4 separate regions of the Homo sapiens genome follow, and all the other regions are linked to region 1. A link is a loop called in an ENCODE intact Hi-C map of the cell type or tissue named here. Cell type or tissue: chondrocyte. All regions are shown on one strand. Region 1 holds the start of LOC124900823 (a long non-coding RNA gene). Region 2 has its middle 65 kb from the start of STOX2. Region 3 has its middle 34 kb from the start of ENPP6. Region 4 has its middle 57 kb from the start of RWDD4.

Evidence for each region. Hi-C counts contacts between places; a loop is a spot of excess contacts. Peaks named below come from ENCODE experiments on the same cell type or tissue, not always from the same donor. Only the 100,000 strongest peaks of a DNase experiment are listed, where the experiment ranks them.
Region 2: it touches region 1 in a loop (2.6-fold over the local background); 12 of 110 quality-filtered maps call a loop at or near these places.
Region 3: a loop joins it to region 1, with 6 times the contacts of the local background. A loop is called at or near these places in 4 of 110 quality-filtered maps.
Region 4: a loop joins it to region 1, with 6 times the contacts of the local background. A loop is called at or near these places in 80 of 110 quality-filtered maps.

The regions. Positions count from the first base shown.
Region 1 is chr4:183,468,901-183,476,900 of GRCh38, forward strand. It overlaps LOC124900823 (a long non-coding RNA gene), which reads left to right and starts at 3,599. Exons shown (of 2, transcript XR_007058411.1): 1 at 3,599-3,832. In chondrocyte, CTCF peaks have their summits at 3,515 (motif pointing right) and 3,751; no DNase peak of the experiment used is centred here.
Region 2 is chr4:183,836,123-183,844,122 of GRCh38, forward strand. It overlaps a transcript of STOX2 not described here. Among named protein-coding and RNA genes, the nearest start is that of STOX2, 65 kb to the right of the region's middle. In chondrocyte, CTCF peaks have their summits at 3,339 (motif pointing right), 4,301 (motif pointing right) and 4,506; no DNase peak of the experiment used is centred here.
Region 3 is chr4:184,247,824-184,255,823 of GRCh38, forward strand. It overlaps the pseudogene RPL6P16. Among named protein-coding and RNA genes, the nearest start is that of ENPP6, 34 kb to the left of the region's middle. In chondrocyte, CTCF peaks have their summits at 3,216 (motif pointing left) and 3,417; a DNase peak (open chromatin) is centred at 5,295.
Region 4 is chr4:183,598,606-183,606,605 of GRCh38, forward strand. No RefSeq gene overlaps it. Among named protein-coding and RNA genes, the nearest start is that of RWDD4, 57 kb to the right of the region's middle. RefSeq lists an enhancer at 1,221-1,280. In chondrocyte, CTCF peaks have their summits at 1,783 (motif pointing left), 4,284 (motif pointing left) and 4,486; no DNase peak of the experiment used is centred here.

The DNA of each region.
Region 1 (8,000 bases):
TAAGGATGCACCAAAAAGTAACAATCAAAGTTACTTGTTGATGAGTTTTAGGTGGTCTGGTAATTCAAGTTGGCCTAGTCTGTTATATGTTGAGTGTCATCTTACAAATACAGCAGTGGCTCCAAAAAATTGGAAAAGAACCTACCTACAAATCACAGCCATTTAATAGTAAAAGTGCTGATGTTTTTTAAATGACTATTGGAAATTCCAAACAGGGAAAGCTCTCGCAAGAAAAAAAAAGAAAGAAAGAAAGAATGAAAAGAAAAGATAATCACATTCAGTGGAAAGGCTTACAGCAACTTATTTACTAGCTGGACTAATTGCTCAAAAAAGGAAAAGTCACACCATTGGTGAGAATCTCATTAGGCCAGCATGTAAAATTACAGTGAGTAAAACGACAAGATAAGATGCAGTATAAGAAGTTGACAAGGTTCCACTTTCAACAGTATAGCTCAACATAGTGATGACATGTCACATGATGTGGAAGAGGATTGGAATATGCTACCCCAAAATATGCCACTGTGGCATATGAATTATTTTGAGCTGAAGGCATTTGAGAATTAGCAGATGCAAAGAGAACCTTCCTGGGGCTTTCCCTATCTGACTAAAAGCAGAAATGCCTGAGAAATGAGAACTGCCATAAATCTCCTCTCCCAGGGACATTTTATGACCATGAAGAAAACAGAAAGTTGGCACCAAGATGGACCTGCACAAACCAACCTTACTAAATTAACCCTTATCTTCCATTACTTTCCCCATATGTCTATGATCCCACAGAGGGCAGCCCCTAGAAGCTTAAAACCCTTTTCCTGCTGGTGTGGTGGCTATACCTGTAGTCACAACTACTCAGGACTGAGGTGGGAGGATTGCTTGAAGCCAGGAGTTCCAGGCCAACCTGGGCAACATAGCAAGACCCCATCTCTCTTAAAAAAAAGTCCTTTGTCTTGTCACTTTTCCACAATTTATTGCTCTTTGTTGAAGATGGTATATAAGCTCTCAGATCTATCTGCTTATTTGGCTCTTCACTTCTTTTCCAGGAAGGCCCTTATATATAAAGATTAAGATCAAATAAAATTTGTATGTCTTTTCTCCTGTTAATCTGTCTTTCATCAGTCTAATCTTCAGTGCCCCAGACAATGAACCTAAAGGAGCAGAGGAAAAAGTTTATATTCCTTTCCTGTGATGCTGAAGAATTTTGCGTAATGAACTGGAAAACAATAGCTTCCTTATTCAGGTTGATGAGTCAACAGACGTTACCAATAAATATCACTGGGTAGCACTGGGAAGATCTGTAAGTAATGATGAATCTCAAGAAACCTTCCTGCTGTAAAAATTCACCTCAAGGCCAAGACACATTTAAGGTTCTGTCTTCCTACCTGGAAACAAAAGCTCTGTCTTGGAGGAACCATGCTCACAATCTGGACCATAGGGTCCCACGCATGGATGGTTCCATAAGAATTTTCACCTCTTGGCTGGGTGTGGTGGCTCACGTCTATAATCCTAGCACTTTGGGAGGCCAAGGCGGGCAGATCACCTAAGTCAGGAGTTTGAAACCAGCCTGACCAACATGGTGAAAACCTGTCTTTACTAAAAATACAAAAATTAGCTGGGCGTGGTGACGGGCGCCTGTAATCTCAGCTACTCTGGAGGCTAAGGAAGGAGAATCACTTGAACCTGGGAGGCAGAAGGTGCAGTGAGATGAGATTACACCACTGCACTCCAGCCTGGGTGACAGAGCAAGACTCCATCTCAAAAAAAAAAAAAAAAAAAAAAAGAATTTTCACCTCTTGTAAAGAAAGAAAATTCTGACAAAGTCACAACACACTACTTTCTTTATAGAAAGGTATTGAAGTAAAAAACTCTTGGAGGTGAAGTGACCAAAGTTCTGAGTGATTCTCAAACATGAGAAACTACATTTTAAAAAGCCCAGTTCACTTGAGTACGCTTTAAAAACTAAGAAAACCTGGACAAAGGTACATGAATCTCCCAGTACAGAGAAACCAGGTGGCTTAACAAAGGAAGAGTTCGAGCTGAAAGGTGACTTGCAGGAGGACTTTCAAGAAAATGGAAAGCCAGATTTTTCTTAGTGCTTTGAAGATAAAGAATGTCAGCAGAAACTAGCCTACTTAGCAAATACTTTATCACATAAACTAGTTGAACAAGTATCTTGCAGGCCCCAGGAGAAAACGTGTTGACTCCAAGTAATGAGATTCTTGGATTTAAAAGGAAACTGAATTTTTGAAAAAATCATGCTGAAAAAATCTTAAAATGCTTCCAATGTCGTTTGGCCCTATGAGCAAGGAAAGACATCAGTAAGTCTCACATCTTATTGAAAACCTTCTGGAAGAACTTCAGGACAAAATGAAAGGGCGTTTTCTCTCCATTTCAACACCAATGACCAGCGGAGGGACTTTTCCTTTAAACCTACTCAGCTTGAGAACTTGACTTTGAGAGGAGAGAAAGAACTTTGTAAACTGCAGTCTGATAGTACATTCAAGATGAGATTCACTGATCTCTCCCTAGGCGAGTTCTGGATTTCTGTGAAAGAAGAGTATCCTGCTATTCGTATGCCTAAAATGAAAATTTTGTTACAATGTTCAATTTCTTACTTACGTAAGCAAACTTTTTCCAGTATAACAAGCATGAAGAACACAGACAGAAATTCTCATTTCAATTGAAAAGGAAATCTGCAGGTGCTTAGTCCAAATTCATCCCAGGATCCAGTATTTGTGCTACCAAAAATAAGCACAGGTATCCACTTAAAGAGGCAAATTTTACTCTTTATTGTTAATTTCAAAAGTAATATTTTACGCCTAAACAGGCCTACAAAAAAGATCAAGAAACAATAATTTTGTAGGTGGGAGACTAGCCTGACTAACATGGTGAAACCCTGTCTGTGCTAAAAATACAAAATTAGCCGGGCATAGTGGCGCATGCCTGTAATCCCAGCTACTCGGGAGGCTGAGGCAGGAGAATTGCCTGAACCCAGCAGGCGGAGGTTGCAGTGAGCCGAGATCGCGCCACTGCACTCCAGCCTGAGAAACAAGAGCCAAACTCCGTCCCTAAATAGATAAATAAAATAAAATAAAAAATTAAATCCCAATTTTGGCTTAAGCCAGTTACTTATTTTGTTTCAAAATTTTATGGAAAGGAAAGATTCATCTCAAGAAAGGAAAGCTAAATATAGCGGTTTTGTAAAAAGGAAGTTTGGCTAAAAGGGAATTGTTTGTTTTAAATAGGAGGAACTACTCTTGCACATGTCCATGTAACCCTTTTATTCGTAGGCATTTTTATTAAGACTTTCACGCCCACTTGGATAAAGTTTTTAAAAATCAAATATAGAATTTAAAAGAAAGAAAAACGTATTTCTCTTATCTATACCACTGATACCCTTTAACATCCTTAATATCCTTTGTGAGGAAGGGGAACTATACAGTCAAACAGAGCCATGGTTCCCAGCCCACGGCATTGCCAAGGAGGGTTTGGGCTCCCAATGAAGGGATCCTTTAGCCACCAGGGGGCAGCACCAGGACACTTATTTCTCAGGGAATAATCAAAAAGAAGGAAAAAGTTACCTTATTCAACAAGTATCTATTGGACGTCGTATCGTATGTGCCAAACACTTAAGGAATTTACATTTACTGGGGCAATGGAATGGTGATAACGGGTATCAAAAGCAAAGTTGCCTACCTCCAATTTTACGAATACCTCATTAGCATTACCTCTTCCAAACACCCATGTTGACCTTTCAACAAACATATTTTTCGCTTCTTTCTCATTTCTAGGCCCTCTTCCTTCTTTGAATCCCACTTTTGGATGGATAATAGTTCAGGTGAGCCTCTGATCATTTCCTAAGTGGAACAAAAAATTGTCACTACTGGCCACTCCTCTCTCAAAATTATAGACACTATGTCAGACTTTTTTCCTACCAATGTCATTATGGAAATTTCATTTTTCCTTCTTTTTTTTTCTCTTGGCCTGAAAAACCTAAATTACTTATCATCTGGTCCTTTACAGAAAAAGTTTGTCAACCCCTTGATCTACCCCACCATCTTCTCTTCTTTGCACAACAAAAGATTCCAGGCCGTGTGTCTGCTTCTTCAACCTCCTGGCCTCTTTTCTCTTCCTCAGACAGTCTTTCCCTTCCTCGGGACTTTTATCCTTGCTGCATCCTTTAACTGCAATGCCTTTAGAGGCTCATTCCTATCCCTTAAATCTCATCTCCAACACCACTATCTAGAGTAAATATCCCCTTCTCTAGTTACTATGTCGTGAAATCACCCCTTTATTTCCTTCATAATTATCTCACTTATTGTCTATTTCCTTCACCAGAATGGAAGCTCCATGAGCTCAGGCACCTGACTGTCTTTTTCAACACTGACTAGTACATAACAGGCACTCAATATTTTTTTTAATTGTGGTAAAATATACATAACAAAAGTTACCATTTTAAGTATATAATTCAGCAGCGTTACATACATTCAAATTGTTGTGCAACCATCACCACCATCCATCTCCGGAACTTTTTATCTTCCCAAGCTAAGGCTCTTGGCCCATTAAACAATAACTTCTAATTGCATCCTTCCCTGTCCACCCTGGTGACCATCATTCTGCACTCTATGAATTTGGCTACTTTATGTCCCCCAAATAAGTGGAATCATACAATAGGTGTCCTTTTGTGACTGGCTTATTTTCCTTAGCATAATATCTTCAGGGTTTATCCATGTTATAGCATGTAACTGACTTTCTCTCCTCTTTTATTTATTTATTTTTTTTGAGATGGATCCTGGCTCTGTCGCCCAGGCTGGAGTGCAGTGGCACGATCTCAGCTCACTGCAACCTCCGCCTCCCGGGTTTAAGCGATTCTCCTGCCTCAGCCTCCCGAGTAGCTGGGATTATAGGTGCCTGCCACCATGCCCACCTAATTTTTGTATTTTTAGTAGACACAGGGTTTCACCATGTTGGCCAGGTTGGTCTTGAACACCTGACCTCAGGTGATCCGCCCGCCTCGGCCTCCCAAACTGCCTTCCTCTTTAAGACTGATTAATATTCCTTTTTATGTACATACCACATTTTGTTTATCCACTCATCTGTTGATGGACACTGTAAGACTTTCTTAGTATACACCTATAATCCCAGCTACTTGGGAGGCTAAGGCAGGAGAATTGCTTGAACCCGGAAGGCAGAGGTTGCAGTGAGCTGAGATCACACTACTGCACTCCAGCCCGGGTGACAGTGCAAGACTCCGTCTCAAAAAATAATAATAATGATAAGAATAAGAATAATCTTGGGGCAGGGTGTGGTGGCTCACGCCTGTAATCCCAGCACTTTGGGAGGCCAAGGAGGGCGGATCATTTGAGATCAGGAGTTCGAGACCAGCGTGGCCAACATGGTGAACCTCTGTCTCTACTAAAAATGCAAAAATTAGCTGGGCATAGTGGCACATGCCTGTAATCACAGCTACTCGGGAGGCTGAGGCAGGAGAATCGCTTGAACCCGAAAGGTGGAGGTTGCAGTGAGCTGAGATCAAGCCACTGCACTCCAGCCTAGGCAATAGAGCGAGACTCTTGTCTCAAAAAAAAAAAAAAATCTTGGCCAGGTGCAGTGGCTCACACCTGTAATCTCACTTTGGGATTAGCACTTTGGGAGGCTGACCTAGGAGGCTTGTGTGAGCCCAGGAGTTTGAGACCAGCCTAGGCAACCTAGTGGGACCCTATCTCTACAAAAAAAAAAAAAAAAAAAAAAAAAAAAAAGCTTTTTTTAATTAGCCGGTGTTCTACAAGGGTGTACCAACAATAAACAGAAAATAAAGAATACATAAAATAAATAAATAGATAAATTAGCTGGGTGCAGTGGCACGTACCTGTGGTCCCAACTACTCAGGAGACTGAGGAGGGAGGATTGCCTGAGCCCAAGAGATGGAGGCTACAGTGAACCATGATGACACCACTGCACTCTGGCCTGGGAGAAGGAGTAAGACCCTGTTTCAAAATAATAATAATAACAAATATCTTATCAATTGTCAACATTCCCTGGGGCTTTTAAATGCCATTTGGCTTAACTGAGTTTTACAATTACAATAAACGTTCAGTTAGTATATGCTTAATTTCTTAATTTTCACGCCTGTAATCCCAGCACTTTGGGAGGCCGAGGTGGGCGGATCATTTGAGGTCAGGAGTTCGAGACCAGCCTGGCTAACATGGTGAAACTCTGTCTCTACTACAAATGCAAAATACCTACTCACTAGCAAAACAAAGGGAGTAATAACAAATACCAGGTACATTACATATCTTAATGAGAGAGTCTTTAAAAGCATTTGGGTGGGCAGCTTTTTTTTTTAACTTTGAAATTATGGAGTATATCAAATATACATATATAATATAATACATCAAATCCTCATATAATCATCACCCAGCTTAACAACTATCAGCTCACTGTGAAGCAAATCACGTCATGTTGTCTGTATTTCAAATGCCTTCCTGACAGATTAGTAAATGGTTTGAATGTCTTAGCATTTTATGAAGAAGATTTTTTCAGCTGAATTTGGTATCAGATTCCTATCTGCAAATCTGTCATATAATATGGTAGAAAGCATTTCATTAATACAAATTTCAAATTGAATATTTTAGAAGGATTTTTACATGCCTGATTATTTCAAGAATGCAAATTTTGAAGGAAAATATTTGTCAACAATTAGTCACTAAGAAAGATAAAAATTGTTGGACTACAAGGTGACTATACTTCTTTCAGTAACTGGTGGGGGCTCAGAGACTACGTCCATGGCTCTCCACTTGGTGAAAGAATCACAGGGAACTCAGTTTGCTTGTTTGTTTTTGAGACAGAGTCACAGGGAACTCAGTTTGCTTGTTTGTTTTTGAGACAGAGTCTCCTTCTGTCACCCAGGCTGGAGTGCAGCCGCTTTCTGGGCTCAAACGAATCTCCCACCTCAGCCTCCTGAGTAGCTAGCACTACAGGTGCACACCACACATGGCTAATCTTTGGATTTTTTTTGTAGAGATGGGGTTTCACCATGTTGCCTGGGCTGGTCTCGAACTCCCGGGCTTAAGCAATCTTCCTGCCTCAGCCTCCCAAAGTGCTGGGATTACAGGCATGAGCCACCATGCCAGGCCCGGAAAGAACTTGTTTAAAACGTAGGTTCCGGGGCCTCATTTTTGGAGATTTCAGGTTAGGTCTAGGCTGAGGTCCAGAAACATGCACTTCTAGTAAGTGCCGACGGTGATTCTGATGGAGGTGGTCTGAGACCCCATTAAGGGCAACACTGGCTGAAAACCCTTTTGCTAAGTTTGGCAGTAATTTGCTCCCTGGCTTTGGCCATTTAAAATTTGGCCTTTTAGTATTCTCTTCAGTGAAGATTTTCATGTACCAACCAGATAAATATACCATAACCCAGCACAGCCTTTCTTTCCATTCTCTGCTTTGAATGATGCACACTCTTCCCACAGCTTTCATGATCATATATTGTCTCACTTGTGAGTATGATTCGTTTTCATGGTCTTTGTAAATTCTGATTTGATTTCTTTGTCGGTTTCCAGGAGCAACGAACGGTAACATTAAAATTAGATGGCATTGGCCTGAGCAATTTATAATATAGTGAATATTTAATACTACTGAGGATGAGGAAAAATGTAAGAAAAGATTATCCATTTTGGTAATAGTCATTTCTTTTGCATCAGCTTGTTTACTGTTGGAACACAAAAACAATTTGCCTGAATCTTCTTAATTTAAAAACAGGCCAGGTGCGGTGGCTCTCACCTGTAATCCCAGCACTTTGGGAGGCCAAGGCAGGCGGATCATGAGGTCAGGAGATGGAGACCACCTGGCTAACACAGTGAAACCCTGTCTCTACTAAAAATACAAAAAATTAGCCAGGTGTGGTGGCCCGCACCTGTAATCCCAGCTGCTCAGGAGACTGAGGCAGGAGAATCCCTTGAACCTGGGAGGCAGAGGTTGCAGTGAGCTGAGATTATGCCACTGCACTC
Region 2 (8,000 bases), 370 kb after region 1:
TGAACGTCTTTTCATGTGCTTTTTGGCTGTTTATCATAGCCTTTGGAGAAATGTCTGTTCAAATCCTTTGCCCATTGTGAGAGTCATTGACTTTGGTATTTGTTGTTTGGACTCTCCTTCTCCTGGCTTGTGGAGATTGCTTTATCCTCTGAGGTTGCACCGCAGATCCTCTTCTGCAAGTCAATGGGTATGGTTGTGGTGTAGCGGGTTTCAGCAGCAACAGTGGTCTGAGGACCACTAAAAATAAACATAAGGAGTGTCACTACGTTAGCAGCATAGGCTGTTTTATGCTGAAATAACGTCTCAGTGGCTTAACACATTAAGCCTCATTTCTTCTTCTGCAAAGTCTATGCTCCAGGCTGCTGCAATCTTAGGGCACGACTCTACTTTCTATGAATGTGAACAATGTGAGGGGACTCAGGGGCTTTTTGATGCCTCAGCCATTATCCAGACCCCATCACATGGCCCCATACAATGGGAAGGGATCTGGGAAGTGCAGTCTTCCATGTCCTGGGAAGGGGTGACCTGGTATTAGTGAGCATCAGCAGTGTCCATCGCAGTCACCGTCTCCCATTTCGTGGCAGGGTCAGTGACTTCTCGTGACAGCCTCATGAAGGTGAAAAAGCAGGGATACTATTAGACACTCTGATATTGGAAATCTCCTAGTTGGCTCAGTGGAACTACAAAACTTCACTTAGGGACACTAAGATTCATCTGGAATATTTGCTTCTAATTTGACTATACAGGTTTGGTACACCTTGGAATGGATTGTCTTTTCTGTCTTTTATATAATAATTCCAGGAAGACGGTGTTTTGAGTTCCTACTGTGTGCCAGTATTGTACTGTGTGCTGCTTATACAGGATTAATTAGAGCACATCCCTGCTTCTTAGGACTCATACACGTAGCACTGTACAAGAGTGGGGATAAACACATAGACTGACATCTATGCTGGTGAGTGAAGATTAGTAGCAGGAGGAAAGACTTCTGGGAGCAGAAATGGGGGAATCCTTGGAGCTTTCTCGGGGAGTGGGGAAGAGCATCCCAGGCCATTCCCTTTATTTTTAATTGTGGAAAAATATACATAACCCTTCATATAGATCATTTAAATCATTCATAAGTGTACAATTCAGTAACATTAAATACATTCACAATGTCATGTAACCATCACCAATATCTATACCTATTAAATAAGAACTCCCATCCCCTGGCACCCTTTATTCTACTTGCTGCCTTATGGAGTTTCCTATTCTAGGTACTTCCTATAAGTGGAATCATACAGTATTTGTCCTTCTGTATCTGGCTTATCTCACTCAGCATGCTATTTTCAGAGTCCGTGCTTTTTTTTTTTTCTTTGAGATAGAGTCTCTCTCTGTCACTCAGGCTGAAGTGCAGTGGCACAATCTTGACTCACTGCAACTTCTGCCTCTCGGGTTCAAGTAATTTTCCTGCCTCAGCCTCCCACGTAGCTGGGATTACAGACGTGCACCACCACGCCTGGCTAATTTTTGTATTTTTGGTGGAGATGAGGTTTCACCATGTTGGCCAGGCTGGTCTCGAACTCCTGGCCTCAAGTGATCCCCCTGCCTCAGCCTCCCAAAGTGCTGGGATTACACATGTGAGCCACCGCACCTGGCCTCCACGCATGTTGTAGCACATATTAAAATTTCATTCCTTTTCAAGGCTGAATAATAAATACTCCATCGTGTGTGTATACCAAATTTTGTTTATCTGTTCATCTGTGGATGGAGCCTTGAGTTGTTTCCACTTTTTGGCTATGATGCTGCTGTGGACGTGGGTGTGCAGATGTGGGTGTCTGTTCCAGTGGCACTCACTTTTTTAGGAAAATTTTACCTTGAGTTCTGAGATAGCACATATTCATTGTGGATTAGTTAGAAAAATACAGAAAATTAAAATTAAAACAGAAAATCACCGCTTTTGTATTTAGTGATAATTTTTACGGTAAAAATATGTTAAATTTATCTCCTTTTTTCTCTTTAAATATTTCAATAAATATATTGACTAGATTTTTAGTATTTATTATTTTTATTATTTAATTTATTGAAATATTTAAATAATTCAATACATATATTGAAATACTTAAATAATTCAATACATATATTGAAAAACTTAAATAATTCAATACATATATTGAAATACTTAAATAATTCAATACATATATTGAAATACTTAAATAATTCAATACATATATTGAAATATTTAAATAAATGAAATTTGTTAAATAAATAAATACATAAAATATTTCAAATATTTTTAATGACCATAAACAATACTTTTATGGGTGTGTCTTGATTTATTATTTCATTACTTTTAGATAGTTTTGAGATTTATTATAAATTACATCGAGATGAACATATCTATATAAATCTTTGTTGATAAATCTGTTATTTACATAAAAATGAAGCTACTACATCAAAGATATGAGCAAATCAAGTTGCTTATCACAAATGGCCGATTACTTTGTGAGAGTTTTGCCACAGCCTCGCCAGTGTGTGAGTCCCCATGTCCTTAAAGCAGCACAGTAATGCTCTTGCTCAAAACTGTGCTTCCCATTCCAGGGGTTTTGGCCTCTCTCTGCAGCCCCCACTTGGGGCACCCATTGTGGATGGGTGGAGACTGACTGTTGAGGAGAGTGTGCCTTGTTTAGTTATATACAAGTGGCTCTCAAGCCTTTGTTCTGCCTCCACCTCCTCCACGTGGTTACACACTCATCACCAGTGAGTCTCATTTCTTGCAGAAGTCTTCACTTTGGAGAGAGGTATATATGAGCAGTTTCTGGTAAGCATTTGAGAATCACTGATTGTGCTAGCCAGAGAAAGAGAACCAATAAGATGCAGTAAGATGTGTGTACACACACACAGGTACACGTGCACGCGCGCGCGCACACACACACACACAGGTACACATGCACACACACACACACACACACAGAGAGCAGGCCAGGTTGGAGACCCAGGGAAGAGTGGGTGCTGCAGATCCAATCCAAAGGCAGTTGGCTAGCAGAGTTCCCTCTTCCTTGGAGGAAGTCAGTCTTTTTCTCTTAAGGCCTTTGATTGGACGAGGGTCACCCATATCATGGAAGGTAATTTGCTTTATTCACAGTCTACTGGCTAAGTGTTAATGTCATCTGAAAGAGTCACAGAGACATCTAGACATCTAGGTGTCAGATCAAATATGTGGGTACCGTGACCTAGCCAAGTTGGCAATAAAATTAACCATCACACTGATCCGAAAAGTTTGGGTGCCACTGACTTTAACGTTCTCCTGCATATAGGCAAGAATTAAAACACACACACAACAAAAGTTTATTTTTACTCTGAACCACTTGAGGGCACCATGAACGAGGGAAATGGAAAGTTGTGGCTCATCCGCTGTTCCTTTTAGAACAACCAGCATTAGTACTACAGGAAACCTGAGGGGATTTCTCCATGCGAGTCCCTAATTTTGCAGTTGAGAAAGTTACTGTGACTGTGTGCAAGTCTACAGGGCAAAGTAATAGAGTGAGTGAATGAGGCCAGAACGCGAACTGTGTCCTCTTGACTTTGCATTTCATGTTCTTTTTCGGACATTCTGATAATTTCTATTAATTAATAATGGAAAGAATTTGAAATATATGTGAGTTGTTTTGGTTCCCATAAGTTACATATGGTGATGTGGCACCTAATGTTGTGCAGATTGCATGAGTAAAGAATCCATTTAACTTTTAAACATCAATTATGAAATGATAAACTTTCGGATTTACAAATATTGTTGATACTGAGTCTGTAGCGAGTTTTGGCCAACGCTCTAAGGGTTTTGTTTGTTCTTCCTTTTGTAAAATGTTGCCTTCGAGTAACACAAAGGCCTGTGGTCTGTGAACACTCAGCGTGCAAGGATTTCTTTGTTTTTCATGGACTCTGTGTGTGTGTGCGCGTGTGTGTGTGTGTGTTGGTTGTGGGGGCAAGAACTAGGGGAAAAGGGATGCCAAAAAATGTAAGCATGTAGTTTTTCTCCGCTTTGTTGTGAAAACAAAATTGATAATGTAACTTTTGGAATCAAGTCTTTTGTATTTAGATTGGAACGTTCTAATACCTTATTGTTACAAATAGACAATGTGTCTGAAAAGCTGAATTTTTGAGAGTGGATGGATTATTTAAAATAATGATTCTTAACCCATTTGTACAATTCTGTGTTCTGTTACAAATGTCTTTTCTTTGTCCATGTAACAGTCAATTCCTGTTCTCTGAAGGAGGAATTCTCTCGGTAATTTCTGAGCCCTTCTTTAGGTGGTTGGCCACCAGGGGGCAAGCGAAGAATGGCAGAAGCCATCTGACGTAGCCCCTTCATCACTGCAGATAAACTGGTGATGCTTTCCTGACACACTTAATGGCAACCAGAGGTTTTCTGCACGTTTGTGTTTGTGTGTAAGTGTGTGGGGTGAGTGTGTGGCAGTGGTTATTTGCTGTATTTTGACTGCATAAAATTGCCATGCTTTCCCCTCGGTCTCCTAGAAATCCTTGTAGGATAATTATAACACAAGAAACAGATTTGATGGAAATTCTCATAATTCTCATACTCTGAAGCTTAGCTCATATGCATATTTCAGACTTGCCAGAGCCCCTCTTCAGTGGCTTGAGACTTGGTCTTAATCTTTTTGTCTGACTACAAAAAAAGTTCAGTGATGTGGTTAGTGTGTTCTTAGAGACACTGCACACTGTGGATCTGCGGGAGAGAGTTTCACTCATTGTATTCTGTTATTTTTTTTGAGACAGGGTCTCACTCTGTTGCCCAGGCTGGAGTGCTGTGGCGGGATCTCAGCTCGCTGCAATCTCCGCCTCCTGGGCTCAAGCAATCCTCCCACCTCAGCCTCCTGAGTAGCTGGGATTACAGGTGCACACCACTACATCCGGCTAATTTTTGTATTTTTAGTAGAGATAGGGTTTCACCATGTTGCCCAGGCTGGTCTCAAATTCTTGGGCTCAAGTGATCTGCCCGCCCCGACCTCCCGTGCTGGGATTACAGGCGTGTGTCACCACGCCCGGTTCAGTTTTCATCGTAGTATTTATTTATTTATTTATTTATTTATTTATTTATTTATTTATAGACAGGTTCTAGCTGTGTGGCTCAGGCTTGAGTATGGGGTGTGATCATAGCTTACTGGAGACTTAGCTTCCTGGGTAGCTAGTACTATAGGTGCATGCCACCACACCAGGCTAGTACTGTAGGTGCATGCCACCATACCAGGCTAATTATTATTACTATTTTTTATTTTTAGAGAGACAGGAACTTGCACTGTTACCCAGGCTGGTCTTATATTCCTGACCTCAAAAGATGCTCCCTCCTCGGCCTCCCAAAGTTCTGGGATTACAGGCTTGAGCCACTGTGCCACGCCGTAGTATTATGAAATCATCAGAACCCTTGGTAGCGTGCGATTTCTTCCTCCATCTCTTGTGCTCAGCCTGCTTCTTATTTTAAAATGAGGTTCATTTGTAAGTTGCCTTGCTCACTATTTTTGAACATTTAAAACAACTTTTTAGAATAGGTAAGAAGTTGAGAAAATAGAGACAGAAAAAAATACACAGCTTATTAAGGCATTCCAAAATACATGCCAGATGATTATACAGAGCAACTCTTATTTTAGGAATTTCTTATTGGATGAATGATGAAATCAAATACTAAGTTGGCTTTGCATAATCAAGATATTGGAAAATAGTGGGTAAGGTAAATGCTTATGGTGGGAATTTAATTTTCCCATAGAGTCATACAATTTGAAAGAGTCATTTATATGGGAAAAAAAAACTTGACTGTGGAATTATTAATACCAGCCTTACTTTCAGCAAGGGCTGTGTCCTTGCCAGTGTGTGGCTTAAGTAATGAATTTCCTCATATAATCCCTGTAAGAAAAGTTAGATGGATAATGAAGCCACTTGATCCTTTCATGCTCATTGCCACATATATTCATTAAAATATCACACAGGTAATTCCTCATTTCCCTAGTAGCTCTTACCACCTTTCCAGATTTGAGTGTTGAAGAGACCAGTCTTCTTACTGGCTGCCCCAGGCATTCAGCAAAACTCAGTCTTTGTAGGAATGTCTTAGATCTGCTTTTTTAGATGGAACCTAGTCTATATCAGTTTACTAGTTCCATACGACGTGGCTAAACTCATTTTTCAGATGCTTTGAATGGAGTATAGAAGACTATTGCTTTACTAAAAAAGCAAACATGAAAACTTCAAGCCTCACAGTCAGCTCCTATCAATTTCCCTTTAATTACCTCCTCAAGTACCTGTTAATGGCTCATTAGTTATAAAAATAAATTATAGGTACTCTGCCACCCTGTTTGTAGTTTCTTTAGTTTTTGATTTCGCTAACCCCAGGAAAATGGATGTGTGGCAATAATACAGGAATGTGAATCAAATTGCTCTGTAATTTTATATATTTAATAAAGTATACAGCAGGGCCGTGTGCACATGGGGTTAAGCTGTGGTGGAGGAAAGTGCTCTGTGAGAAAACTGAAGTCCTCATACACCATGTTGGCTGCCTATGTTTCATTTCACGACATAGTGCTCAGCAAATAGGGCTGATTGGTTTTCAGTCCGGTTTTGTGTGGTTTTAGGTTCATAATGGTTCCTTTTCATATATGGCCTTTGAAACTTGCTTGACACTGCAGTCATCTCTCATAGATAAAATAGGTCACAGTGAGTTTTAAATTCTTTTTTTTTTTTTTTGAAATAAAAATGTTATTCAGGCCGGGTGTGGTGGCTCACGCCTGTGATCCCAGCACTTTGGGAGGCCAAGGCGGGTGGATCACAAGGTCAGGAGTTCAAGACCAGCCTAGCCAAGATGGCGAAACCCCATCTCTACTAAAAAATACAAAAATCAGCCAAGCATGGTGGCAGGTGCCTGTAATCCCAGCTACTCGGGAGACTGAGGCAGAGAATTGCTTGAACCCAGGAGGCAGAGGTTGCAGCGAGCCAAGATCGCGCCACCGTACTCCACCCTGAGAGACAGAGCGAGACTCCATCTCAAAAAAAAAAAAAAAAGAAAAAGAAAAAGAAAAAGAAAAATGTTTTTAAAATAAAATTGCAGGTGGTATCCCAATCTGCAAGGATAAAAGCAGAATGACTCTTTTTGGGAGGAGGGAGAAGAATCTCAGAACCTTGGCCACACAGTTCACACAGAGACGTCACCCTGACCCGTAGGACTCCGCAGAACTCAGTGTGAAAAACACCAAAATAGAAGATGAAATCATTTTTATGCTTAAGTACTAAATATTTCCACTCAATTTTTAGACTTGTTCAGCCACAAATGTAGACAGAAACATTGTGTACCTTCCTGGGCACTGAACTTTAGATCAGGAGTTGGCAAACTTTTTCCACAGAGGGCTAGATAGTGTATGCTTTCGACTGTGGGGCCATATGGTCTCTGTCACCACTACTCAGCTCTGCTGCCGTGGCACAAAAGCAGCCAGGGACATTATGGAAATCGCATGAGCGTGGCTGTGTTCCAGTAAAGCTCTGTGCATGCCAAAATTTGGATTCCATATAATTTTCACATATGATGAAATATTGTTTTGATTTTTTCTGATTTTAGCAAAAAGATACTCTCGGCTCTTTTTCTTCTTTGAGTTTTAGTTATTATAAAGGTAATACCATGAAAGAACATTTCAAAAGGATGAGAAACTCATCTTTAATTCCATAATCCATGTTCTTTTCTTCATACGTCACTGTATCTTATAATAATTGTAATTATAGTTGACCCACAGTTCTGTACTTTTGCTTTTACTTACTTAATTTTTTATACGTAAATCATAGTTTATGTAGTGTAGGTGTAAAATTCTGAAAATAAATTATGTTTACTTTTCTTTAATGTTACTTATTTAATTGCATCTACTCCCAGTGTTCTTCTACCCAATCCGAATTTCTAATCTTTTTAAAAGCAATCTAATAATTGTTTCTTAAAAAAACAAAATTATTATTCAATTTGGTGAATTTGTATTTGT
Region 3 (8,000 bases), 780 kb after region 1:
ACCTACAAGGCTGGAGGGAAGCCATTTTTGCTCTCCTACAATATAAAATACATATATTTGATATGCTTAAGAAATAAAAGAGCAGGTAAAAATATGAGTAAGTGGTTAAAAAAAAACTGTTTAAAGCTGAAGCATATACTTTAAAAATAAAAATTCCAAAACTGAAAAGTAAAATAAACACAATAAACACAAAGCTAAATAAGGCATTAATAAACTGGAAGATAGGTCTGAGAAAATTATGCAGAATATAGTACAGACAGACAAAGAGAAAGAAAATATGAAAGAAAGGTTGGGAAACTTGGAGGATAGACTGACAACATCTAACAAACATTTAAGCAAAATTGCTAATGTAGAGGAGAAAGTAGTAAAGTAATATACAAAGAGATGAAAGCTAAGAATTTCCCAGAAAGGATGAAGGACAACTGTCTAATTCAGGAAGCTCAATACATTCCAAACAGGAGAAATGAAAAGTAATACTCATCCAGGCAGATCACAGTGAAATTGCAGAACATCAAAGACAAAAAGAAAAATTGTAAAAGCAGACATAGTGAAATAAGAGATTACTCAGCAGGACCAAAAGTTAACATAACAAATTATTACTCAATAGCAACAAGGGAAGCCAGAAGGCAATGGAGCAATATCTTCAAGGTGCTAAATAAAAAATAATTATGAACCTAGAATTGTGTGCTCAGGGAAAATAACTTTGAAGATTAGAACAAAATAAAAGTTTTTTTTTTTTTTTTAATCTTTCGTTTCGGGGTAAATGTGCAGGTTTGATCTAAAGGTAAATTGCGTGCCACAGGGGTTTGTTGTACAGATTATTTCATCACGTAGGTAATAAGCACAGTACCCGATAGGTAGCTTTTCAATCCTCTCCCTTCACCCACCCTCCACCCTCAAGTAGGCCCTGGAAAAAGTATTTTTAAACAGACTGAAAGAGTTTGCCTCATAGATCCTCATTAAAAAGAAATTCTAAAGGATGTGCTTTAGGCATGAGCCAAGTTAGCCCAGTTAGGAAGTTTAAGATGCAAAAAGAAATTTTAAAAAATGTTAAATATGCTACCAAATCAAAAGAAATATCAGTTAAAACAATATTAATAATAAGGTTCCATGGAATCAAAAATTGAAATAAAATACACTACAATAATTGCATATAAATTGAAAAAGACCTAGTCATTGTTTTCTCAATTGAAAACTTTACATTAAATTTTGTAAGTAAATGTATAACTTAAAGGTAGTAGGAAAAAGAAGAAAGTGAGCAAAAATAATCAATCCAAAATAAGACAAAAAGGAAAGAAAAAAAATAGAAAAGATTGAACAATAGTAAGGGCAAAACATGATGAGAGAAATAAATGCAGATGTATTATTACTTATAACCAATGCTAGGACTAAATCCACCCTTTTGAAGACAAAGATTACGGAATTGGATATTTTAAATGCAACTATATGTAGTTAGAATGAATAAGATCTAGTATTTGATAGCACAAGGGTTGACTACAGTCTTATAAATAACTTAAAAGGTATAATTGGATTGTTTTTAACACAAGAAATGACAAATGCTTGAGACAATGGGTACCTCAGTTACCCTGATGCGATGAATACCTCATGTACCTCATAAACTTATGTACCTACTATGTACCCCAAATTAAAATTTTTTTAAATGCAACTATATGCCACTTATAAGTATTGTTTAAAATGTAAGGCTATGTTGGTAACATTGAAAATAAAAAGGTAGGAAAAGCCACAGCATATAGATTCTAAACAAAAGTCAACAGGCATGGCTATATGAACATCTGGCAAAATAGAGTTTAAGGAAAAATCATAACTAGAGATAAGGAGAAGCCGTAATGAAAAGACGAGATTTCAGAACACCTCTCCAAGTAATTGATAGTTCAAAATCATTGAAGATGCATATTTTAACAGCATAATCAACAGGAATAATCTTATGGATAGATACTGAACATTGCACCAAATGCACAGATAATTCATATTTTTTCCAAGTATACATGGAATAGCTATGAAAAATAGACCATAAAATAACAAATTTCAAAATTGGTATCATACAACCAATATCCTCTGGTCATAGCTAATTAAGTTTTAAATCAACATTAAAAGGTAAGTATATAATTACTTTTCTAATAATAACATAAAGATCTGTCATACGCAGCATTAAACTAAAGTCATTCCACGTCATCCTTACTGAGTTCTCTCTGTGGTCCCTGTGTTCCTAAGTTGGCTATTTGGCATCGTGGCTGATTTTTGTGCATACAGCCTTAATTAGACGCACATGATTACCATATTAGACATTTTACCTCATTGGAAGCAACCTCTTTAGTACAGAAGTCGCATATTGTACACTCTGAGGTGTCAGGAGCATATCTGGTGACCGGGAACCCAGAACTCTCTAACAGAGAAAATGAATCCTCATTCCCAGTTTGGAGCAATCTTAGATGACATTTGGTTTGAACACGCCTTGTCTAGGTAAGCAATGCCCACCGTTTTAGATCCTACATGCAGCACTTAGAGACTTCGAATTTTGGAGATTCTATGTTTTTACATAGTGTCAGTTCTGATCACTTATTGGCCTTTCTTTCCACGAAGTAGGCTTCAAAGATAGAGAAGATTGTTTAAAATGTTACAGCGTCGATGGCTGGGTTAAAAAAAAAAAAAAAAGACCTTGGTCTGAATGGCACTTGTTACTATGGAAGTATGAGCCCTGAAGATGCTGGGGAAAATTGTCCATTGAGGTCTGCACGGAGCACAAGGGCAGGCATGATCCCCTTCATTTTCGACCTGTTAGGTCAGCCCTGAATACCAATTTTTTTTTTTTTTGAGACGGAGTTTCACTCTTGTTGCCCAGGCTGGAGTTCAATGGCGCGATCTCGATTCACCGCCACCTCTGCCTCCCGGGTTCAAGCAAATCTCCTGCCTCAGCCTCCCGAGTAGTGGGGATTACAGTCATGCGCCACCAAGCCCGGCTAATTTTTTGTATTTTTAATAGAGACAGGGTTTCTCCATGTTGGTCAGGCTGGTCTCGAACCCCTGACCTCAGGTGATCCGCCCTCCTCGGCCTCCCAAAGTACTGGGATTACAGGCGTGAGCCACCGTGCCCAGCCTGGATACTGTTGTTAAACACAGTGTTTTCCTCCATCTATACCCACAAACGTGCAAAATGGCCTCAGTTCTTCAAAGAGCTGTCTCCCTCTAGTGGCCAAAGATTAAAAAAAAAAAAGAACCCTGCAAGGGACTGGAGTCACTAAGGACATAAAACCTTTACACCTTTGCAGGGAATATAGAAAGAGTCCTTGAATTTGGAGGTATCACTGTAGCATATAATTTCATAAGTCCCCTCATTATGAATCTGGGAAGGATTATGTCAATTTCAAAGGGTTACTGTGAGAACTAATCTGAGTATCACTAAATGAGATCAGCAACGAGGTGTTGAGACGTTACAACTGGGAGGTTGGCAAGGTGTTGAGACGTCACAACTGGGAGGCTTACTCGCTAGTACCTTACTGGCTTTGGCACAAGCGTTTAGAAGTAAAACGGCGAGCAATGACAAATCATGCACCTTCATTGTCACTCCCAGATAGCTGAAGACATGGACTTCAGCTGTTGAGACCATAAATGTCAAAGGTATCCTGACAAACTGGAGCTGCCCCGTGGTAGACGTAACGATATGGCTCCCATGACTGGAGGAACACCAGGGTCCTTAGTCTCGCGCCAGTTTGAATAAAACGACGCGGACACATGTGGAGTGGTTTTAAGGAGTGGAGAATTTAATAGGCAAGAAAGAAGGAAGAGGCTCCCCCTGTACAGAGACAGATGGAGGGATCTCCAAGCCGAAAGAGGGAACCCTGGGTGTGGTGGAAAACCCCCAGTTATATGAGGAGGCTGGAGGAGGCGGTGTCTGATTTGCATAGGGCTCAGGGATTGGTTTCACTAGGCATGTCATTCACATAGCCCAGTGGAAAAAACTGGCCTTCCCATCCTAGTCCTTTGATATGCAAATGCAGGGCCCCCTGATGTTCTACACACGTAGGTATATGTGGGGGCGGCCATGTTGCCAGGCACATAGGGGGCAAGAAGAAGACAGTGGGAATTGCCATGTTTGGGTGGACCCAGTTTCTAACAGCTGGCATTTGTGTATCAAAGCTTGCCCCCCAACTCCCATACTAAGAGTTGGGGCTTTCCTGCTAGACAAGAAATGTTTCTGGAGCTGCTTTAAAAGGAAAAAAAAAAAACTTCCCAAGGACCCCTCTTCCTCTCTGCCTAAAATAATTTCTTAATAACTCCTAAAACAATTATGGCCCCTCAAAAGTGTTCACGTCCTATCCCTAGAGCCTGTAGATGAAGTAGGTTCCATGAAAAGGGAGAATTAAAGTAGCAGATGGAATTAAAGTTGCCATAGGATTATCCTGGATTATTGGGGTCCATCCAGGGGAATCACAAGGGCCCTGAATGTGGAAGAGGGAAGGAGAAGAGGAGGTCAGAGCAATGTGTCATGAAAAGAACTGGAAGAGCTTGCACAGCTGCTGCTGTCTGGTGCTGTCTGGTGGGAAAGGGAGAGGATCACAAGCCAAGGCACGTGGGCAGCTGGAGGGGTCAAGGAAAAGGATTCTCCCCTAGAGCCCCCAGAAAGAAACCCAGCCCTGCCAACACTTTTACTTCAGTCCTGGGAGACCCGTTTCAGACTTGTGACAACCCAGAGTGTAAGATAATACATTTGTGTTGTTTTGAGCTGCTCAATTTCTGATACATTTCTAAGAACAGCAATAGGAAACTTTATGCTGTATTTGCTCTTCTGGAGGAAACGGAAATACTGACAGACGTTGAAGTCACTCTTCCTAATCAGAAGTGACCTGCCAGTAAGCCTCGTTTGTACCATGAGCTCAGAAGTCTCACATCCAACTGAGATTCAGACTCTAGAACGTGGATCCCAGTGAGAGGTGACAAGGTGCTGGTGGCCCTCGCTCTCTCTCAGCGCCTCTTCAGCCTGGTAGTCTGCTCTGGCAACGCCTGAGGAGCCCTTCAGCCTGCCGCTGCACTGTGGGAGTCCCTCTCTGGGCTGGCCGAGGCTGGAGCCAGCTCCCTCTGCTGGCAGGGAGGTGTGGAGGGAGAGGCCCGGGCGGGAACCGGGGCTGCGCGCGGTGCCCGCGGGCCAGTGCAAGTTCCAGGTAGGCATGGGCTTGGCGGCCCTTTACTCAGAGTGACAGGCTGGCACTGCCAGCCCCAGCAGTGAGGGGCTTAGCACCTAGGCCAGCAGCTGCGGAGGGGGCACCAGGTTCCCTAGCACTGCCGGCCCGCCCGTGCCACACTCGAATTCTCACAGGGCCTCAGCCGCCTCCCCGCAGAGCAGGGCTTGGAACCTGCAGCCCGCCATGCCCGAGCGGCCCACCCCCGCCGTGATGTGCTCCTGCACCGCCCGAGCCTCCCTGACCGGCACCGCCCCCTGCTCAGGGGCACCGGGTCCCATTGACCACCCATGGGCTGAGGAGTGCAGGCGCCGTGTGCGGGTCTGGTGGGCAGCTCCGCCCACGGCCCTGGCACGGGACCCACTAGGCGAAGCCAGCTGGGCTCCTGAGTGGGGTGGGGACTTGGAGAACTTTTATGTCTAGCTAAAGGTTTGTGAACACACCAATCAGCACTCTGTTTCTAGCTTAAGGTTTGTAAACACACCAATCAGCACCCTGTGTCTAGCTAAAGGTTTGTAAATGCACCAATCAGTGTTCTGTGTCTAGATAATCTGGTGAGGACTTGGAGAACTTTTATGTCTAGCTAGAGGATTGTAAATGCACCAATCAGCACTCTGTGTCTGGCTCAGGGATTGTAAACACACCAATCAGCACCCTGTCAAAAGGGACCAATCAGTTCTCTGTAAAACAGACCAATCAGCTCTCTGTAAAATGGACCAATCAGCAGGATGTGGGTGGGGCCAGATAAGGGAATAAAAGCAGGCTGCCCCAACCAGCAGTGGTAACCTGCTCAGGTCTTTTTCCGGTCTGTGGAAGCTTTGTTCTTTTGCTCTTTGCAATAAATTTTGCTGCTGTTTACTCATTGGGCCTGCACTGCCATTATGAGCTGTAACCGTCACTTCCTAGACCTGCCGCTTCACCCTTGAGGCCAGCAAGACCACAGACCCACTGGGAGGAATGAACGACTGCGGATGGGAGGAATGAATGACTACAGGCGCACCGTCTTAAGAGTTGTAACACTCACCGTGAAGGTATATAGCTTCAGTCCTGAAGCAGCGAGACCACGAACCCACCAGAAGGAAGAAACTTTGAACATGTCCGAACAGCAGAAGGAACAAACTCCCAACACACCATCTTTAAGTAAACTCTCACACTCACCACGAGGATCTGTGGCTTCATTCTTGAAGTCAGTGAGACCAAGAACCCACCAATTCCGGACACACCAGGGTCTTGTTCCTCAGTACTCCTTCCCATATTGAGAGGAGCTGGTCCTGCCATTCTCCCTGACACTGGCCAGGCATTAAGTATATTTGCAGGCTGAATATCTTTCTTGTGTTGTATGTTTGTCTCCTCCAGCACTACACATTCTGTGAATCTATTTGTAGCCTTTCAAGCAATTGATAAAACACTGATACTTTTGCCTCTGCCTCTGCATCTATTCCGTAGTGAGTTGCATCAAAACAAGACCCAACGCTTTCCCGTGTCGCAAGATGATGAGTGAAAAATTGAGCAGCGGGAAGCTAAGGAAAGAAACCTGTAGCCAAGAAGGCTCATGCCAGTGGCAAGATTAAGAAGGGTAATCTCAAACCCAAAGAGCCCAGGATGGGGAAGCCCCTCTGTAGCAGAAACCCTGTCCCATCAGGGGTATGGGCAGATATTCCTGACCTGCTTGTAGTCCAGAAAAGCCATGTACAAGAGGAAGCATTCAGCCGCTAAATCCAGATTTGGAAAAAAAAAAAAAATGGTTCTTGCTACTGTCACAAAACCAGCAGAGGATGATAAGAATGGAGGTGCCTGGATGGTAAAACTTCCGGAAATGCCTACCTATGTGCCTACTCAAGATGCGCCTTGGAATCATGGAGCCCTGGCAAACAAAACAAAACCCTTCAGTCAGAACGTGGGAAGGCTGCAGGCAGCCTCACTCCCCCGGGACTGCTCCCATCATCCTCACTGGGCGCCACGGAGTCCAGAGGGTGGTTTTCCTGAGCTGAGCAGTAATTAGACCTCTGCTTCTCAACTGAGTTCCTCTGTGTGGAACATACTGGAAATGTGTCATCAGCACCTCCATCAAAGTTGCGATGAGCAGTGTGAAAATCCCCCACATCTGGCTGCTGCACACGCACAGACACCAGGAAGGTGAGCACTTCCACACAGAGAAGGAAATGCGGCTTACACAGCAGTGCGAGACAGATCAGAAAGCTGTGGACTCACAAATGCTGCCCCGAACCAAAGCTGTCCCTCAGCTCTAGGGCTACCTTCATTCTGTGTTCTCACTCACAAACGCAATGTGTCCTGACCAACTGCGGTTCTCAATTTCTTGCAAAGAACCTAATTAAATAATGGATACATTTCAAACCAACCAACCAACCAAGCCTGGGTGCTTCTTGCAGAAAGCTTCCAGCCCTTTTTGCTGGATGGGAGCCCAGTCCTCACTGCTGCGAGAGGAGCAGGGGCAGAAACAATGAGTGCTGTCCCCAGCTGCCCCCAGCCAGGCCTCCAGGCCCAACTCCTGCTGCACCTAGGGGGCCGCCACCATGGGCTCCCAGGGACACACGCTTGCTGCCCAAGGGCAGTGTGAGCAGAAGGGCCTACTCCCTGCAGGCTTCAGGAGAACAAAGGCCCTGATTCAGGGCTGCAGTTTCCTGCTGCTGCTAGCAGAAGGCTGCAGGCCGGGCTCTCCTACCCAGGCAACATCACACTTCTGGCTTTCTTCACTGAGTCCCCAATAAATAGGAGGCTTTGAGCTGCAAAATGTGATGCTGTATTTCATGAAACCCCAGAGACCCCAAATGACTGCCCCTGTGC
Region 4 (8,000 bases), 130 kb after region 1:
TGAGTTTATTCTACTTAGGGTTCATTAAGCTTCTTAAATACATACATAAATAAATGTTTTTCACCAGATTTGGGAAGTTTTCAGCCATATGTCTTCAAATAATTATTACTCCCCTTTCTCTCTCTCCTTACCTTCTGGGATTCCTATTATGTATATGTTGGTATGCTTGATGGTGTTCTACATATCACTGAAGTTCTTTTCATTTTTCTTCATTCTTTTTTCTGTTTCTTAGACTGGATAATCTCAACTAACCAATCTTCAGTTTGGTGATTCTTCCTTCTGTCTCAAATTTGCTGTTGAAACAATCTAATGGCTTTTTCATTTTAGTTATTGTAAATTTTACCTCCAGAATTTCTATTTGCTTCTTTTAAAAAAGTAATTTATATCTATTGATATTCTCTATTTAGTGAGACATCACTCTTATACTTTCCTTTAGTTCTTTAGACATAGTTTCCTTTAGTTTTTGAAGGCATATTTTAAATAGCTGACTTAAAGTGTTTTTAGTAATTTAAACATCTGGGCTTACTGTGGGACAGTTTCATTGATTGCTTCCTTCCTGCACATGGGTCATAATTTCTTGTTTCTTGGCATGTGCTATGGTTTGAATGTGTCCCCCAAAATTTATGTGTTGGAAACTTAATCTCCCATGCAACAGTGTTGAGAGGTGGGAACTTTAAGAAGTGATTAGGTCATATGACTTTGCCCTCATGAATGGATTAACATCATTGTAACAGGAATGGGTCAGTTATTATGAAAGTGGGTTTGTTATAAAAGTGAGTTTGGCCCCCTCTTGCTCTCTTATTCTCACTCTCTCTTGCCCTTCTGCCTTCCACCACAGGATGACACAGTATAAAGTCCCTTACCAGATGCTAGCACCATGCTCTTGGACCTCCCAGCCTCTAAAACCATTAGCCAAATACATTTCTGTTCATTATTAGTCACCTAGTCTCAAATATTCTGTTATAGCAGCAAACAATGACAACATGGACTAAGATAGCATGTCTCACAATGTTTGTTGAAAACTACATTTCAAATAATACAGTATGGCAATTCTCAAAATCAGATTCTCCCCATTCCCCAGAGTTTGCTATTACTGCTTTTGTGTGTATTTTTGTTTGTTCAGTGACTTCTCTGAATGAATTCTTTGTGTTCTTTGTTGTGTGTAGCCACTGAAATTCCTGCTTAGTAGTCAGCTTAGTAGTCAGCTAATGATTACAGAGAGATTTCCTTAAACACCTGGAACCAATAAGCCTCTTGGTCTTTGCCAGTGGGCCATCTGTGTACATTGGGCACACCTTTAGGACTCAGCCAGGCAGCTGACAACTCTATCTTAGCTTTCACTTCCTCACTGTGCAGAGGTTCAAGGTCAGCAGAGGTCAGAGCTCAGGGCCTTCTCAGGTCTTTCTTGAGCATGCAGACAATGCTGGGCATGCACACAGCCCAATGTGGCCTTGTAGATTCCCAGGAATATGCAGGAGCTTTTCAAAGCCCCATGGACATCCCACTCTCCAGCTTTTCCTTTTAAATTTTTTGGCTAGTCTATTATTTGCCCCAACTGTTATCCACTGCTTTGGGAGGCTGCAAAGTTAAACAATGTCTTTTAAGTGTTTTTGACAAATGTCCCCAAGGAAAGGCTTTGGTACCAGGTGAGCTCAGAGTCAGGTCAAACAAAGACAGTCTTGTTAGTAGGGTCTCTCAGGGAACTACGCAACAGGTGAAATAATGACAATTCTCAAGGAATAAGGCCTTGAAGAACCCTAGCCCATTTTGCCCCCTCTGGTGGCTGCCAAGCTGCTGGTTTTCACTGTGATTGGGAGGCTGTTTTCAAGGCTAACATAAAGTCAGAGAAAAGGGAATGGAGATGGGGCGAGTGAAAATGCCATAAAGCTAGTTGTTCTTACCAAGATTCAGCCATTTTTCTTGAGTAAATTCTCCCTGGATTGTGACAAGACTTTAATTTTCAGAGTTCTGAGAAAAGTTGATTCTGACCATTTTTGCCATTTTCTCATTGCTTTCTATGGAAGAAAGAATTTTCAGAGGTCCTCACTTCGCTATTTTTGCTGACATCAACTCCCAGTAAGGTGGCTGGGTATGGTAGCTCATGACTATAATCCCAACCCCTTGGGAGGCTGAGGCGGGTGGATCACTTGAGGTCAGGAATTCAAGATCAGCCTGGCCAACATGGTGAAACCCTGCCTCTACTAAAATACAAAAGATTAGCTGGGCATGGTGGTTCGTGCCTATAGTGCTAGCTACTTTGGAGGCTGAGGCAGGAGAATCACTTGAACCTGGGAGGCAGAGATTGCAGTGAGCTAAGATTGCACCACTGCACTCCAGCCTGGGCAACAGAGTGCGACTCTGTCTCAAAAATCAAAAACTCCCAACAAGGAACTACTGGTCTAGTGAATGAATATCATCATATTCACACCTATGCTTCATGTTCATTTCAATTGTTTTAACACTTTGTATTAAGACAGCTCTGTTTCTCTGGAGGTCCTGCTGAGACTTCTAGCTGTGTGCCACTGGCAATGAAACCCAACATATTTACCATACACACTTGTGAGCACATTCTTCAGATATCCCTCTGAATTATAATTGTAGCTGTTGTAAGTCATTTTGGGACAGTCTGCCCTCGAGGAACCAAAACAAATAAATAGAAAAGATTATCTCTCAATAGCTTTAATTAATTTTGTTCCATTAGTCTTGCACTTTCATACTGCTATCACATAATTATTTGTAAATTATATTCATAACTGTTTCTTAATTTGTAGTAATTTTATCACTCAGAGGATAATAGTTAATTATTTTCCCTATAATTATCATGGAAGAAAAACAGGGCTCTTTAAAACTGTGAAATTAAATTGGAAAGGAATTTCAAACAGCCACACTTCCCTTTGCCCTGACATCCCAGATGGTGTCTATGGTTTGTGTTCACAGTTATGCAAAATGACAGATGTCAGGAAGCAAATATTTTCAGCATATTAATAAGAGTGAATGCACTGCCACCTTCTGCATTGCAGCCATGCACTGACACAGAATGCTGATAACTCTCAGATGGAGCAGACGAAAAGGCTCAGGTACACTCCTGGATTGTTTAGTGTCTGGAGCAGTCAATGGAAAATCAAAACACTGAAGATCTAGCACCTACTCCACCAGAGACTCACTGTGTGACTTTGGTCATGTTCCTTTTAGGAGACAGGGATATGAACTAGTAAGTAGAGAAGTAAGACTAGTAAGCAGAGAGCCACATCTCATTGATTCAGCATCATCATCAGAGATGAGATGGTGCACACACCATAATTCTCCAAATAGCTGAAGCTTATTTTAAGCTCTGACATGTTAATTTTTATCAATTTTGAAGGAAATCCCTCTAAAACATATCATACAGTCATATTGTTTCTTAAAGTGAATGACATAAAACATAATTTCAACCTCCTCTTTAACCAACACAAAAATATATAATAGGCGGGGCGCGGTGGCTCACGTCTGTAATCCTAGCACTTTGGGAGGCTGAGGTGGGTGGATCACCTGACGTCAGGAGTTCAAAACCAGCCTGGCCAACACAGCAAAACCCCATTTCTACTGAAAATACAAAAAATTAGCTGGGCATGGTGGCAACTTGGCAGGCTGAGGCAGGAGAATTGCTTGAACCCGGGAGGTGGAGATTGCAGTGAGCTGAGATCATGCCACTGCACTCCAGCCTGGGCGACAAAGCAAGACTCTGTCTCAAAAAATAACAATAATAATAATAATAATAATAATAATAAAACAGATGGGACAAATAGGTAAATTTACTCCCAAATTTACATGACATGGAAATGGATTATGTGTGGCAGTTAAAAGAGATCTGCTGTAGTCAAAGAACTCTCTTCCCAACTTGACCATTTCCAAAAAGGCCTGCATCTGCTGGAGGTGACATGTCACTCTACAGAGGCCTCTGGGCCTGACTTCTCTTCCAGAGGGCTGAGACTTAGTATGTGGATTTGCAGGCCTAGTAGCCAGAGTCGCTGATCCCTCCGGCCTCCTCTGGAATGTGTTCTTGGATGAGTTAGGCTTTCTCAACACGTGAACGCAGTGTTTCAGGTCTATCCCCTAATCTTAAGTACTATGACCCTCTTACCTTCTAGGTGAGGGGTGCCCCCCTACTCTCTGTTCAAATCATGTTTCAGGTGGAATGGAAAGGTGATGTGTCTGGTTTTCAAATCCTTGTGCGTTGGAAGCATTGATGATGACGGCAGCAACCTCAGCTCATTCATTTTAGCTCCCTCTGCTGTTTCAGCAACATAGATCATTAAAACAAAAAACTACCACAGAAAACCAAACCAACAACAACAAAACCCCTAAGAACTCTATTTTTTTTTTTCTAAGAACTCTCAAGGAGAGGAAAAGGAAAGAAACTTAATTGGGGCTTGAAAGTTTTATAAAAGAAGCAATCTTTATATGAAAAACTAAAGAGGATATGGAATACACTTTTCTAAAATAGCTACTTTTTCTTTCACTGTGTCTTTTTATCATCATTAAAAATTATGTTCACATTAATAAATATTACCAATCTGATAATAATAATTTATGGCTTGGAGTTATTGATTTATTCTTCAACAAATATTTATGATCCCATTATGCACATAGTACATGGGGCTGGGTGCTGTGGATACACAGGGGAGGAAGAGAGTTGTTTTAATAATGCTCTTTAGCTGGGCACAGTGGTTCATGCCTGTAATCCCAGCACTTTGGGAGGCCGAGGCAGGCAGATCACTCAAAGTCAGGACCAGTTTGGCCAAGATGGCAAAACCCCATCTTTACTAAAAATACAAAAATTAGCTGGGTGTGGTGGCATGAGCCTGTAATCTCAGTTACTTGGGCGGTTGAGGCACAAGAATCACTTGAAACCGGGAAGCAGAGGTTTCAGTGAGCCGAGATTATGACACTGCACTCCACCCTGGGCAACACAGTGAGACCCTGCCTCAAAAAAAAAATACAAAAAGTAGCCAGGCACAGTGGCGCATGCCTGCAATCCCAGCTACATGGGAAGCTGAGGCAGGAGAATCACTTGAACCCAGAGGTGGAGACTGCAGTGAGCCAAGATCACTTCACTGCACTCCAGCCTGGGTGACAAAGAGAGACCCTGTCTCAAAAAATTAAAAAAAAAAAGATACTCTTTAATCTCATAAATCTGCATGGGTTTATTCCTGTTTTCATTGTCATAACCATTCCTTGGAAAATAGATGAAATCATTAATGAAGATTAATGTAATTTACTATAGATTTATTTTAAAAAATAAAACCCTTTAAAAGTTTTGTCTCTGATCTTCAAACCTATCATTAAAGGCAGTAGTATGAACCTTGAAAACAAACTTGGGCACGTGACCTAAACCTTCTGTGCCTTAGTTTCCTTAGTATAAATGGGATGCTGGCGATAACACTACTTCATATAGGATTGTTGGAAATAATAAATGAGTTAAATCACTTTAAGTGCTCAGGCTAATACCTGACACCCAGAAAGCACGAAATAAATGTTAGTTATTATCTTTATTCATTTGTGAATTCACTGAGCACCTACTATGTTTTTCCTATTCATATGAGCAAACATACAAAGACTTTATGCTTTGCTAATTGTTTCCATCATTTACAGCAAAATTTCTAAAAGACAAGTTTTCCATAATTGCCGTCTCTGCTTCCCTACTGCCGGTTCTCACTTAAATCCTCCATACTCTGGATCCTGACTTTGGTCCCCTTCAGTACCTGTATTCCTGAAAGGCCGTTAAAGATCCCCAAATTCCCCGCCGGGCTTGGTGGCTCACGCCGGTAATCCCAGCACTTTGGGAGGCCTAGGTGGGCAGATCATGAGGTCAGATCAAGACCATCCTGGCCAACATGGTGAAACTCTGTCTCTACTAAAATACAAAAAATTAGCTGGCGTGGTGGTGCTTGCCTGTAGTCCTAGCTACTTGGGAGGCTGAGGCAGAGGAATCCCTTGAACCCAGGAGGTGGAGACTGCAGTGAGCCGAGATCGCACCACTGCACTCCAGCCTGGCAACAGAGTGAGACTCCATCTCAAAAAAAAGAAAAAAAAAAAGATCCCCAAAGTCCAGTAAGACATTCACGTGGACCTTCTTCGTCTTGAAGTCTGGAAAGCATCTGCTGCCTGACATGTATTGTTCTTGTGGTTTCTCTGACACAGTGGTGGCAGAGTTCTTTTTTTTTTTTTTTTTGAAACAGGGTTTCACTCTTGTTGCCCAGGCTGGAGTGCAATGGCTTGATCTCAGCTCACCACAACCTCTGCCTTCGAGGTTCAAGCGATTCTTCTGCCTCAGCCTTCCAAGTAGCTGGGACTACAGGCATGTGCCACCATGCCGGCTAATTTTGTATCTTTAGTAGAGATGGGGTTTCTCCATGTCGGTCAGGCTGGTCTCGAACTCCCGACCTCAGGTGATCCACCTGCCTCGGCCTCCCAAACTGCTGGGATGACGGGTGTGAGCCGCTGCTCCTAGAGTTATTTTATCTCTGACTCTTTTTCTGTTTCCTTTGATCTTTCTTTTGTCCCAATGAGGCAGGGAACCTAAGGATTTCCTACAACTAAATCAAACGGAAACACTTCAGTAGGATAGGAAATGTCCTCTTCATTTACATAGGGCGTACACCGAGTAAATGACTTTATAACTTTACTTCATCCCCTTCATTTGCAAAGGGCATACAGTAAGTAACCAATGGAAACCTCTCGAGGGTATTTAAACCCCAGAAAATTCTGTAACAGGACTCTTGAGCCTCTATGCTCCGGCCCGCTCCCACACTGTAGACTGTACTTTTGTTTTCAATAAATTTCTGCTTTTTTTTTTTTTTGAGACAGGGTCTCACTCTGTTGCCCAGGCTGGAGTGCAGTGGTGTGATCTCGGCTCACTGCAGCCTCCGCCTCCTGGGTTCAAGTGATTCTCGTGCCTCAACCTCCCTAGTAGCTGGGACTACAGCCGTGTGCCACGATGTCCAGGTAAGTTTTGTATTTTTAGTAGGCACGGGGTTTCACCATGTTGCCAGCTGTAACTCAGGGATTCCCAGGATCCCGTCTTCAGTTTTGACAATTTGGTAGAACAGCTCACAGAATTCAGGGAAACTCTTTACTTATGTTTACTGCTTTATTATAAAGGGTACAACTCAGAAACAGCCAGACAGAAGAGATGCATAGGTCAAGGTATGGGGTGGGGGTGCATGGAGCTTCCACGCCCTCTGGGGCAGGCCACCATCCCAGCACCTCCATGAGCTCAGCAACCTGGAAGTTCATCAACTCTTGTTCAAGGGTCTTCAGAGAGCTGTTTTCCAGTGAGTGGGGATGAAAGTTACAACCTTCTAATCACTTGGTGTTTCTGGTTACCAATCCCATCCTAAGGCTATTTAGGGGCCCCACCCTAAGTCACGTCATTAGCACAACTTAAAGGTTCTAGAAAGGGACTTTTTAACACAGACAAAAGCCACTCCTATCGTTCAGGAAATTCCAAGGGTTTTAAGAGCTTTGTTGCAGAAATCTGAGACAAAGGACATATATATATAAAATATATAAATATATACGTATTATTATTATTTTTATTTTTTTATTTTTTTGAGATGGAGTCTTGCTCTGTTGCCCAGGCTGGAGTGCAGAGGCGTGATCTCGGCTCACTGCAAGCTCCGCCTCCCAGGTTCAAGCGATTCTCCTGCCTCAGCCTCCTGAGTAGCTGGGATTACAGGCACCCACCGCCACGCCAGTTCAATTTTTGTATTTTTAGTAGAGACGAGGTTTCACTATGGTGCTCAGGCTGGTCTCGAACTCCTGACCTCATGATCCACCCACCTCGGCCTCCCAAAGTGCTGGGATTACAGGCATGAGCCACTGCACCCAGCCAAATATATTTCAGAGCCAAAGGGCTTAGGTATGAACTCAAGCACCATGACTTAGGAGCTGTGTGACTTGGGTGCCTTAAGTAATCTCCATGAATCACAGTTTCCTCGTCCGTTAAATGGCGATAATAA